Regions from separate parts of the Homo sapiens genome. Here region 1 is linked to region 2. Evidence: chromatin contacts called from ENCODE Hi-C data. All regions are on one chromosome and are shown on one strand. The core of a region is the stretch at or near the end of the contact, and the rest is flanking DNA. Distances in the headings are between cores, read along the strand shown.

Region 1 (6,361 bases), core at 2,668-5,167, 1.6 Mb after region 2:
GCCTCCCGTGTGGAGCACCCCAGGATCTACTCCCACTGACTGCACCAGTCATTTCCTGTGTGTGTGCAGACATGCACGCATGTGCGAGTGAATGCTCATATGTAAGACTGGGCCTTTCTCCTTTAATTTTATCTTACCGTGTTTAGGAATACCTCATACTTTTGGTTCGTCCTCAGCATCTCCTCTTTATTTTCCCTGCTATTGTGTGGTTTTATTTGTCACAAGTATTTTTTTTTTTTCTCTCCTCTGCCCCTTCTAATATCTTGGAGAGGGATGGAGACTGAAGAGTGAGTTTGGTCCTCCACTTGATCCAGGTTCTTATTTTTGTTTTCTACTTCAAAGCGAGAACTTGGTACTGTGACTTTGATAAGAATTGACTTCAGGCCCAGCAAGATTTCTCATGCCTGTAATCCCAGCACTTTGGGGGGCCAAGGCAGGAGGATTGCGTGAGCCCAGGAGTTCGAGACCCACCTGGGCAACATAGGGACCTTGTCTCTACAAAAAATAAAATTAGCTGGGTTTGATGGTGCACATCAGTGGTCCTGGCTACTCGGGAGGCCAAGGTGGGAGGAATGCTTGAGGATCGGAGGTCAAGGCTGCAGTGAGCCAATATTGTGCCACTGCATTCCAGCCTGGGCAACAGAGTGAGACACTGTCTTAAAAAAAAAAAAAAGAATCAACCTCAGTAATATTCTTATCTTTTGAATAATTTTTCTTTGTTGAAGAGTCATTCCTAGAACAAAATACCAAGTTAACTCTCCTCTCCTGTCTAGTTGTGTGCACCACAGGCACTTGGTTTATTTATGGGTTGACAAAACCACTGCTGTTCCCATGGGCTGTTTCCCATCATAGGGAATGCCTTATGCAAATAGGCTGATACAGTGGATGATGCCAGAATTAGTTGATAGATAATTACCACTCACCCATTAGCACTTATTTAATTCAGTCTCTGTGTTCTGCTTTGATGAGTAAGCACTGGGATAGAGAAGTAGGGTACATATCCTGGTTATGTTTGCCATGTTGTCATGTTTGCATTTTAAAGGCCTGCATTAATGTGCTTTGTGTGAATTGGTTCTCCGTCACAGGCATTAGTATGCACCCCCTGAGCACAGCCTGGGCCAAGAGCTATGGGGTACAGGTGGTGGATCAAGGGTAGCTGTGTATGGAAGTTTGCCCTCTCCCAACAAGATGAATCAGACACTGAAATACCCACAAGACACTTAATAAGTGTAGTAACTGAAGTTCTGACAAAATGGCATGTCAGTATAGAAAGGGTAAGAGAGATTAATTCTGCTTGGTGTGCTCAAAACACCAAGCTATTCCTTAAAGGATGGGCACCTATTGGTGTGATTGCTGGATGCCCCATAAGGATATAAGTGTTTCAAGGGCAGGACCATGACTCTTGTGTTCACCACTGTGTCTCCTTTGCCCGTGGTACTCAGGATTCAAATGGATGGATCGATGGAAGGAAGGAAGTGTGGATGAATGAACAGATGAATGAATAAATTAAATGAAGGCAAAATTCTAGATAGGAGGATAGCTTCAATGGTAAAAGAGTGGCATGAAGAAGTTAGGCATACTGGTGAAATTAATACTGGTTTGGCTGACATGTAGAACGCTTGAAGGAGAATGGCCAGAGAAAGGGTTGGAGGAAAGACTTAACTCAGATGATAAAAGCTCAAAAATTTTGGCTTTTCTTCCTAAATAGTGGACACTAAACAGCAGGAAACATTTGGGTAGGTCTTGGCCGTAAGCATGCACAATTCAAAGTTTTGAGACTAGAATTTAAATTGGAAAAAGACTCCTGATATAGCCTTGTCTAGCTTCTTTGTGCTGTAGATAAATAACCGAAGATACCTGCCGCAGGCTACAAGTTTAGTTAACTAGCAGCAAGGCCATAGCCATTTCTGGGCTCTCATTTCTTGGTTGTCTTGTCTTTAGATGTGTGCAACAGCACCGATCTTCCGGAAGTCGAGATCATTAGCCTGCTGGAGGAGCAGCTGCCCCATTATAAGTTAAGAGCCGACACCATCTACGGTTATGACCACGACGACTGGCTCCATACACCTCTCATTTCTCCAGATGCCAACATTGACCTCACAACCGAGCAAATTGAAGAGACGTTAAAATACTTCCGTAAGTAGTTGTCCATGTGTGTTGTGATGGCAGTATCATGATCAGGTCTTCTTAGCCATGGCCCCAAATAAGATCTTGTACTGGCTACCCTGTGATGTGGCTTGCCACCTCTGGAAAGGTAGTCAAAGAAATGCGGCTGTAGGGGTTAACCGCACAAAAGGTCCCAATTTTAAATGTTCTGAATAGAAATTTTAGAGGAGTGAGGACCAAGTAAGATTTTCATTTGAACCAACTTTTTATGTATTTATTTTTTTGAGATGGAGTCTAGCTCTCTTGCCCAGGCTGGAGTGCAATGGTGTGATCTCGGCTCACTACAACCTCTGCCTCCTGGGTTCAAACGATTCTCCTGCTTCAGCCTCCCGAGTAGCTGGGGCTACAGGCGCGCACCACCATGCCCGGCTAATTTTTGTATTTTTAGTAGAGACAGGGTTTCACCATGTTGGCCAGGCTGACCAACCTGAGCACTCCTGACCTTAAGCCACCCACCCACCTTGGCCTCCGAAAGTGCTGGGATTATAGGTGGGAGCCAACTTTTTTTTTTTTTTGACTGTACAGAAGAATTTGAAAATGTTCCTATTTCTATTTCTTACCAAAAATACAAATCCTTAGAAACTCACTGGGAAGGTGTTTGTCTAAATTTAAAACCAAAGATATTGGGAATATCCAGGCTTCTCATTTATGTGACATAGCAAAATATGTGTACCAAGGCTGATAACTGTTGTGTGAAAGCTCACTAAGCTGGATGTTTGGAGAGTCCAAATATCACTGCAGCAGCAAACCAGTCATTCTGATGGGCTGCAGAGCTGATACCTGGTAGGATAAGCAGTAAACTAGGTGAGTGTTTTCAGTGTGGTCATGATGGCCAGGGTGTGAAACTTGATATTGCAGACTTGAAAAAAAGGATAATTTAAAAAATGAATACTTTATGATTCTGGTATTTATTCAAAATGTGCCTTTTTAGAAGTAATTTCACTCTTTAAAAACTTATGGCAGCCAACAATTTACATATCTGTGTATCACTGTGTCACTTAAAAAAAAGTATAGCAATCCTCCTACCTGCAGATAACTTGGTTCAAAACCAGCTTATGTTGCATCTTTAAAGATTTCTTGTAATTATTTTTACTAATACAGGCTGATCTCTCCAATTTTCTTGAATTTGTGAGATTATTTGTAATAAACAAATTGGTACTGCAAGTTTCTCCTTTAGGGTGTATCTAGGGATGTTTTCAGTTCTCTTTATTAGATATTAATAAGAAAAAGGTTTTGCTTACATTGACCCATAAACCCTACAGAGTCTTTGTGAATACTGCAGATAATCAGTTTCAATATGGATAATAACAGAATAATCCACACCAGGGTAGATATGAAGCATGTTAGAATTGTACTCATATTGAAGTTAAAGCTTTAGAATTTCTAATGTGTCTTGTAGCATATAGGAGGCTCTTAGCAAGTCATTTTGTTGATTCACAACGTCTGTACCACCAAGGAGATATGTGGTATCATATGGAAAACTGAGTCTACAGTAACCTCCTTGGTAGATTTTGTATTTGCTTTTTTCAGACTGTAGACGTCTGCAAAAAAATTCACAAGAGAATAGTAGAGTTTGTAACAGAATTATTTTTTGGGAAATCTCTCTGCGTTACTTACCTTTCCTTAGGAGACCCTCTTGTGATTCTGCAGTACCTATCATGGCCATTTCTCTCACAGGAGGCTCCTGGGTCCCATTCATACACTTTTTTTTTTTTTTTTTTTGGTTGAGACAGGGTTTTGCTCTGTTGCCCAGGCTGGGGTGCAGTGGTGCACATATGGCTTACTGCAGCTTTGACTTCCTGGTCTCAAGCAACCCTCCCACCTTAGCTTCCTGAGTAGCTAGGACTACATGTATGTACCACGTACCACCACGCTCAGCTAATTTTTAATTTTTTTTGGAGAGATGGGGTCTCCCTATGTTGCCCAGGCTGGTGTCAAACTCCAGGCCTCAAACAATCCTCCTGCTTCAGCCTCCCAAAGTGCTAGGAAATCAGGTGTGAGCCACTGCACTTGGCACCATTCACACTTTGATTAATCACTGACATTTACAGTGTAATTGGAAGACCATCCATGGGCAACACCACACAATTTTCAGAGAACATTCACACAAATTGCCTCATTTCATTCCTGTAAAATGCCTACAGTTGGGTAGGGCTGGTTTTATCATAGGTGAAATGGATGTGTGAAAGGCTCAGTGTTTACTCCATGACACTGAGCCACAGTTTCTAAAATCTGTTTAACAGTAGACTTGAGGCCGGGCGTGGTGGCTCACACCTGTAATCCCAGCTCTTTGGGAGGCCGAGGCGGGTGAATCACCTGAGGTTGGGAGTTTGAGACCAGCCTGACCAACGTGGAGAAACCCCATCTCTACTAAAAATATAAAAATTAGCCAGGCATGGTGGCAGATGCCTGTAATCCCAGCTACTTGGGAGGCTGAGGCAGGAGAATCACTTGAACCTGGGAGGCGGAGATTGTGGTGAGCTGAGATCGTGCCATTGTACTCCAGCCTGGGCAACAAGAGCGAAACTCCATCTCAAAACAAACAAACAAACAAACGAAAAAACAAACAGTAGACTTGAACAGAGAGTGAGTGTCTTTTTTGTTTGTTTGCTTTGTTTTTAGTTATACAGTTAAGAAAAAAGGAGAAATCCTGGTAGTAGATAACACAACTTATGATAAAACTGGAAGAACCAAAATAAACATTGAGCAGAGATTCTGAAAGTTCTTAGAGCCTGCTTGCCTCCAAGCCTTAACTTAATTCTGTATCTTCTGTGGTTCCTGTAGTTAGAGCAACATAGCTATTTCCTAAATATCTGTTAATTGAACGATCAGGTGTTAACTCTTAAATACAGGACCCTGTAGAGCAGAGCTCTCTCACTAAGGTCCTGCTACCCCTAAAGGGTCTGTAGAGAGAATTTAGGGGTTCCATGCACTTAAAAAGGAGCAAAAAAATTACTTTTATTTTTATTAACTTCTAACTGAAATGCAGCATTTCCTTTAGTTATGAACATAGACACACATAGGCACAGTGGTATTAGCAGGACCTGTGATATTGTCACCAGTAGAAATCACAGATATTTTCATGTCATGCTTCAGTGGAAGCAGTTACTTTGAATAACTGCCTTTGTTCATCACTGCCATGAAGTTACATTTGTTGTTAAATGTGCTGATAGATCTTTTATTTCATGTCACAGTTGGGTAGAGCTGTTTTGTTATAGGTGAAATGGACGTGTGGAAGGCTGAGTGTTGTGGAATACACTGGAATTCTGTCTTATTTATTTAGATCTTTTATTTCTTTTATTCTTTAATAAAGAAGCACTTATCAGATATCACAGCCTTTTTTTGTCGTTGTTAATATCCCAGAGTTTTTCAAGTTTTAGATGGAATTGTTTTCCTTTTCAGTCCTTTGTATTTTACGTCTTCAAAGCTTTCTCCTGAGGAAAGGGTCTGTGAGCCTTGCCAAACTGGCAGAGCGTCACCAGAAGGCACAGGTTCAGAGTCCTGCTGTGTGCATGGTATCCTTTTTGGGTTTCGTGTGTTTGTTTACACGTGTGTAACCCTGGAGATGCTGTGACTCACCAGTATGTTGTATCAGTTTTGAGGCGTGTGAGAAGACAAGGTAGCCTGCATCGATTAGGGCAGAGGTTCTCGGTTGTGGGCGGGCATGGGGATAAGGAGCGCTGGGGTTCTGATACGCTCCCCTACGTGAGAAATCCTAGAGAAGAGGGCCAGCTACACATTGCTATGCAGATCAGAGCAGACACAGCCCCTTCCTGCACATCCTCCCCCTGAGTGGAGAAACGCGGCTTTACCTTTTAAATTTGGCCCTCACTTGACTTCCTAAGAAGAGGCGAGAAAGCTTTGGGCATCCACCTTTGCCAGGTGGTACAATGACCTTTTCAGAGAAGTTTTAGTGCTTCTCCCAGTCAGGTGGACTTGTAACTCCTGAGTCTGAGAAACACAGAAAATTAAAATGACCCACAAAACAAATATACCCACAACGATGGGACATTTGGGAGAAAGCATAGTCAACGTACGGTACTTGCAGTGTGCTGGGTAATCCTCAGAGTGGCCTGAATTTAATACTCTTGCATTCTGCACATGAGGATGGCGAGGCTCAGGGAAGTTAGGGAAAAGTCACATACCTAGCAAGGTGAGTCAGACCTAGTTTGTCTGGTCTGACTCCATCTCTTAC
Region 2 (6,195 bases), core at 2,522-5,021:
GAGTTTGATTGGGATTGCATTGAATATAATGACCAATTTATGGAGAATTGACAAATATACAGAGTCTTTTGACCCATGGACATGGTAGAGCTCCCCATTTATTTAGATATTTATTAATTTCCTTCAGCAATGTTTTGTAATTTTTACTGTGCAGATCTTTCACACTTTTCCTCAGATGCATCTAAAAATTTCATCTTTTTCATGTATAAATACTTAATAACTTATGATACTTGTAATAATAAACAGTAAATTTCCAGTTTTTGCTGACATATAGAAATATAATTGGTTTTTATATATTAACCGCATATCCTTCAACCTTGCACAACTCACTTATTGGTTCTAGTAACGTTTTATAGATTCCATAGGATTTTCTAACATTGAGAATCGTGTTTGCAAATAACAGTTTTACTTCTTCCTTTCAAATTCTGGATGCTTTTTTATTTCTTGCCTTATTGTAGTGGCTAGTGGGTGGGGATAGTGTGTTTTTAGGGAAAGCTAATCTCTCTGGCATTGATCAGGTGAGAGACATTCAGCTCCAGAGAGTTTAATTTTGCTGTTAGGTGAACCGACTCACAATTGCAAAGTCTGAAGTTTCCCATATCTTTTGGTTCACTTTTGCCCTTTAGCTTCCTCTAGGCAGCACTGCCTATAGTTTGCTTCTGTTGAGGCTGTTCTGGAAAAGAATGGGCCTCTTGTAGCATGGTCCCAATTTTCTCCTCTGACTGCTCATGATTCCTGTCATGGTTCCAACCTGGGGATTTTAGGCACTTAGTCTTGCCTACCAAAACTTTCATCTCTTCTCTCTGCACCATAATACCAAATGGAGGAGTTACATGTCCAATCTTGTTCCCTCTAGTTAATTCAAATTAGAACTAATTGTAATAACTGTCTGATACTCTAGAGTTTGTGGTGTAAAAATGTGTACATGTATGTACACCAATATATGTGTGTCCATTTCTCTAGATTCATGGTAGATACTCTTTTTGATAGGCTTAGAGAAGGGGCAGTGTATAAATATATGTTCTAATGCTATTGTTCTTGGAAATCTAATTCATCTATTTAAAACAATTGTGCTTCATAAATGTTACAATAAAAGTACTATAGATTATAGAAAGGACTGTTTCTGTGGTAGGTAAAAAATGTGTTTAGCCAGCTCCCAAAATGGTCCCCAGTGATTCTCATTCTGGCATTCACACCCTTGTGTATCCAACACTGAATCATGACTGGCCTGTGATGATAGTATATTGAGGAAATGACAGAGTGTGACTTCCAAAGCTAGGACATAAATGATATTGCCACTTCTGCCTTGACCTCTTGGGTTACTCACCTGAGATGGAAGTGGAAGTCTGCTCCTGTGTTGTGAGGATACTCAGCCATGTACAGATACGCGGTGTGCGAAGGGAGGCTTCTTTTTCTTTTCTTTTCTTTTTTTTTTGAGACAGTCTTGCTCTATATCCTGGGCTGGAGTGCAGTGGCGGGATCTTGGCTCACTGCAACCTCCGCCTCCTGGGTTCAAGTGATTCTCCTACCTCAGCCTCCCAAGTAGCTGGGGTTACAGGTGCCCGCCACCACGCCCAGCTAATTTTTGTATTTTTAGTAGAGACAGGGTTTCGCCATGTTGGCCAGGGTGGCCTCAAACTCCTGACCTCAGGTGATCTGCCTGCCTTGGCCTCCCAAATTGCTGGGATTACAGGTCTGAGCCACTGCACCCGGCGCAGGAAGGGAAGTTTCACACTAATAGCTGGCATCTATGTGCCAACCATGTGAGTGAGTTACCTTTGAGGCAAATCCCCAGCCTCAGTCCAACTTTCAAGTGACTGCAGTCCCAGGTGACACCTGACTAGACCCTCATGAGAGATCCCAAGCCAGTACCATCCAGCCAAGCCACTCCCGAATTCCTCATCCACAGAACCTTTTTTTTTTTTCCTTTTTCTCTTTTTAGGACTGACTGACTATGTTCACTGATTCATAGAAACTTTAAGAGATAATAAGTGTGTTTTGTTTTCAGCCATAAGGTTTTAGGGTGATTTGTTATGCAGCAGTAGATACCTAAGATACTCTCCATAATAGGACTTCATAAGTCAGTCTAATTCTTAAGAAAGGAATAACAAATCCAAGAAGTGGGACCCCTGTAATAAAGCAATATATCTAGATATCCAGGATCATTTTTTATCTTTTAGTGGTGGGAGACCAATTCCCCTTTATAGCATGGAAATGCTTGGTGGTGAGGAGCCTGGTATCTGGAACTGTGTTCAGGAGAAGTTATCAGCGTGATTAAAGTAAAACAAAGTCTGGGCCGGGCGCGGTGGCTCACGCCTGTAATCCCCAGCACTTTGGGAGGCCGAGGTGCACGGATCACAAGGTCAGGAGATCGACACCATCCTGGCTAACACGGTGAAAACCCGTCTCTACTAAAAATACAAAAAATTAGCTGGGCGTGGTGGCGGGGTGCCTGTAGTCCCAGCTACTCGGGAGGCTGAGGAAGGAGAATGGCGTGAACCCAGAAGGCAGAGCTTGCAGTGAGCCGAGATTGCGCCATTGCACTCCAGCCTGGGCGACAGAGCGAGACTCCGTCTCAAAAAAACAAACAAACAAAAAACAAGCAAAAAAAAAAAAAACAAAGTCTGTCCATCTTAGCAACCACTTTGATACTGGAGAAAGGCTCCTGTCCAGAAGGAAGGGCACAGTAGTGAGGTACTTGCCAATGAGCTGGGTAGAGCTGCCACTGGCTGGCTTCGGGAAGTGTTTATCACTGACTGGCTCATGTTCAGAAGCTTGGAGTGAGGCTGTTGTGTACTGGTTGATTTTCAGAGTACGTGTACTGATCTAAAATTATGTAAATTAATGGCAAGTACTTGTTAGTGACTTGGGACTTTGGTCAAAAAACAGTCTTTTCCTTTCCTGAATATGAAAAGTAAGTTCTTTTAATTAGCAGCCTCCCCTCTTCACTGTTTTTTCTTCCTGCAGTCCAACTAACAGAACAGACCATAAAGGTCTGTCCAGATCATTATTTATGGAAGTATGAGATATATATATTTCAGCTGGTGTTAACATTTTATTTAAGTGCCAGTTACTGAGCAGAAAAATAGCTGTAACTACGAGTTTTTGTAATTTATTGGAAAAAGCTAAATATAAGACATTTAGGGTGTCCTCCCAAAGTCAACACAGGACAAGATCATTTAATATAGGACATGTCCTGTGTATACAGGATGCCTAGCAACTGTATGTAGCCACGGGTGTTTTGGTTGTTAAATGAATCTGTCCTAAAAGGTTCTACGCACATCTAGGTCCTTGGAAGGGAGAGGGCTAAAACGGCGAGTGGAAACCATGGTTTCCCTGAGGACTGCCCAGCTGAGGACCCAAGCAAGATCCTGGGCTTGGGCCTCTTAGAGATGACAAAGCAGGCGCCATTCTCCCCTCACCTGCACGGCCCAGGCTTCAGGTGAGCCACGGGGCCAAGGCGGCCAACAGCTGAGGCGCAGCCCGTGAACTGGGGGCCCACTTGTGCCTAGAGGGCGAGGTCTCGGTAGAGCCAGGCTGTATCAGTCCGTGACACTCCAGCCAGAGGCGATGCCGACGGCTGCCGGAGAAAGCCGGGCTTAGAGCGCCACAGTTCCACGCCCGCCGCCGGCCTCTCAGCCCAGCCGGTCGCCGCAACCTCGCCTCTTCCGCAGGGCGGGGCCAGCCATGAAAGGCGGGGCGGGTCTGGCCACGGGGCGACCGAGATGGCGGCCTCCGGGGGCCTAGAGGGACCCTGGGCGTGCACTCGCCCTTCCGGCTCGGCCTTTAGTTAGTGACCAGCTCCTCGGCGTTCTGCAGAGCGTGGGTTTCAGCGAGTTCTACGTGCCAGGTCCGCCCGGTGCCGGCTTCCTCGCTGCCCCTGGCGGCTCGTCAGCCCCCACTACCCCTGAACTTGGTCCCAATGGCGGCCCGCCCCTCCTTCACCCGGACCGTGGGCATCTGGGCCTCGCCGAAGCCGTCAAGGTGGCTGCTCGGGCTTCTAGAGCCCGTGTCCAGCCCTTTGCCACCGAGGCCTGATCCTCTTTTCTGCCCTAAAGAACTTGCCCTGACAGCCTCTGGCTCCCGGTACTGACGTTTCTGATGTTTGGGGTTGCCTGTTTTCTTGGGTGGAGTGTTAAGATCACGGTTGGGTGGGGTCTCCGGTCAGCATCACCCACTGGGACGCTGAGTATTTTACCCTTAATCCGCATTCAGCCACCCCAGTCCCTCTTCTCCTGAGGTTCTTTCTTTTGGGTCCACGTCATCGTCCCTGTAAGCATTCTGTAAAGACTCTTTACGTTTGTAGAGACCCAACACAATAGGGACAGGGCTCTTGGGTCCCTCAGTTTACCCGTACGAATGGGCTCAAAAAAAGCTCTTCGGACTGAGCAGGCAGGTGGAAGATTGTCCTGAAGACTAGGCAGAACAATTCATAAGAAGTTTGGGGCTATCAGCGTGAGAACAATTAGAGGGAGTCCTAGTAGAATCTCCGTGCATCCAGTGCTGGAAATGTGGAAACTGGGAGGGCCATAGGTTGCTGTAGGTGGTGGACGACAGGGTCCTTAGCACTCATGGCTCTTTTTCTCTTAGCTCTTGAGGATCTTGCTTGTCCAAACCCAGAAGACAGTGCATGAAGCCAGGGGACATCCGCCATGCTCCAAACAACTTGGCCTCAGGTGAGCTGAGCTTCTTTCAGTTTTTTTGTTTGTTTGTTTATGTTTTTTTACTCACATTAGCTATCAGATAATCAGGAAAGGATGAGGAAGGCCTAACTTGGCCAAGCTGTGTTTTCCCCTTTGTATCTATCTCCAGGGCTATGGCAGATGTAAATATGTGCTGGGGAAATGAAAGTTTTGTGTATAGAGAGTGATGAGTTTGGATGTATAGATTTAAATGGAAGAAAGGGGACCTATACCAAGAAATTCTTTCTGAATGTGGAAATCCAGATCGTGTTCTAGAAATGAAAGTCACCTACTGAAATCAGACTCATTTTTTGTGAGACGGAGTCTCACTCTGTCGCCCAAGCTGGAGTGTAGTGGCACTATGATATCGGCTCACTGCAGCCTCTGCCTCCTGGGTTCAAGTGATTCCCATACCTCAGCCTCCTAAGTAGCTGGGATTACAGATGTGCGCCGCCACGTGTGGCTAATTTTTGTATTTTTAGTAGAGACGGGGTTTACACCACGTTGGCCAGGCTGGTCTTGAACTCCTGAGCTCAGGTGATCCACCCGCTTCGGCTTCCCAAAGTGCTGGGATTATAGGCATGAGCCACCGCACTAGCTTGAAATCAGAAATTCTTTATTGGAGAGATTGCCCACAAATTGTATTGTATGTATCCCAGAGAGACTAGTATTGTTGCTTTAATATACATTTTCTAAATGCTAGATGCAAGGACTCTGAAGTTGCAGAGAAAGCTGGATGTACTCTAGAAACTGGAAGGGGTCAGAGAAAGTGGTTCAATATGAGATGGAAGAAATAGATACCTGTATTATAGGTCATGGTGAGGACAGTGGTTTCTGTACTGGTTCATTGGGAAGGCACTGAAGAATTTTAAGCAGGGGGATGACATGGTTGGATTTACATATTAAAAAGATTTTCCTAGCCCTTAGTGGCAAATTGATGGTAGAAAGGTGTTGGTCAATTAAGAAGATATTAAGTGTTGTCCTTTTATTTTTTTTGTTTTTGAGACGGAGTTTCGCCTTTGTTGTCCAGGCTTGAGTGCAATGGCGCTATCTCGGCTCACCGCAACCTCCACCTCCCAGGTTCAGGCAATTCTCCTGCCTTAGCCTCCCAAGTAGCTGGGATTACAGGCATGCACCTGTTTTTTGTTTGTTTGTTTGTTTTTTTGAGATGGAGTCTCACTGCAACACCCAGGCTAGAGTGCAATGGTGCGATCTTCGCTCACTGCAACCTCCACTTCCCTTGTTCAAGTGATTCTCCTGCCTCAGCCTCCCGAGTAGATGGAATTACAGGTGCCCGCCACCACGTCCGGCTAATTTTTGTATTTTTAGTAGAGACGGGGGTTCTCCATGTTGGTCAGCTGATCTCGAACTCCCGACCTCAGGTGATCCGCCTGCCTCAGCCTCCCAAAGTGTTGGGATTACAGGCGTGAGCCACTGTGCCTGGCAAGTGTTGTCCATTTTTAAATTTTTTTTTTTTTTGAGACAGAGTCTCACTCTGCCACCCAGGCTGGAG

Evidence for each region. Hi-C counts contacts between places; a loop is a spot of excess contacts on that map. Pooled maps may share reads with other maps.
Region 1: a loop to region 2 is called in a pooled map, with 2.9 times the contacts of the local background. The contact joins the enhancer-like site here to the promoter of ZNF621 in region 2. A Hi-C loop is called at or near these places in 2 of 50 pooled maps.

Annotation. Positions count from the first base shown.
Region 1 is chr3:42,123,479-42,129,839 of GRCh38, forward strand. It overlaps TRAK1 (trafficking kinesin protein 1), which reads left to right. Exons shown (of 16, transcript NM_001042646.3): 2 at 1,942-2,136. Among named protein-coding and RNA genes, the nearest start is that of TRAK1, 35 kb to the left of the region's middle. RefSeq lists an enhancer at 52-151. Within about 2 kb of position 3,918, at least 2 of the 41 ENCODE cell types and tissues checked have a DNase peak (open chromatin) inside an H3K27ac peak, as active enhancers do.
Region 2 is chr3:40,521,189-40,527,383 of GRCh38, forward strand. ZNF621 (zinc finger protein 621) reads left to right here and starts at 3,772. Exons shown (of 5, transcript NM_198484.5): 1 at 3,772-4,086; 2 at 4,591-4,676. The coding sequence starts at 4,653. RefSeq lists enhancers at 3,374-3,463, 3,742-4,554, 4,114-4,253 and a silencer at 3,654-3,813.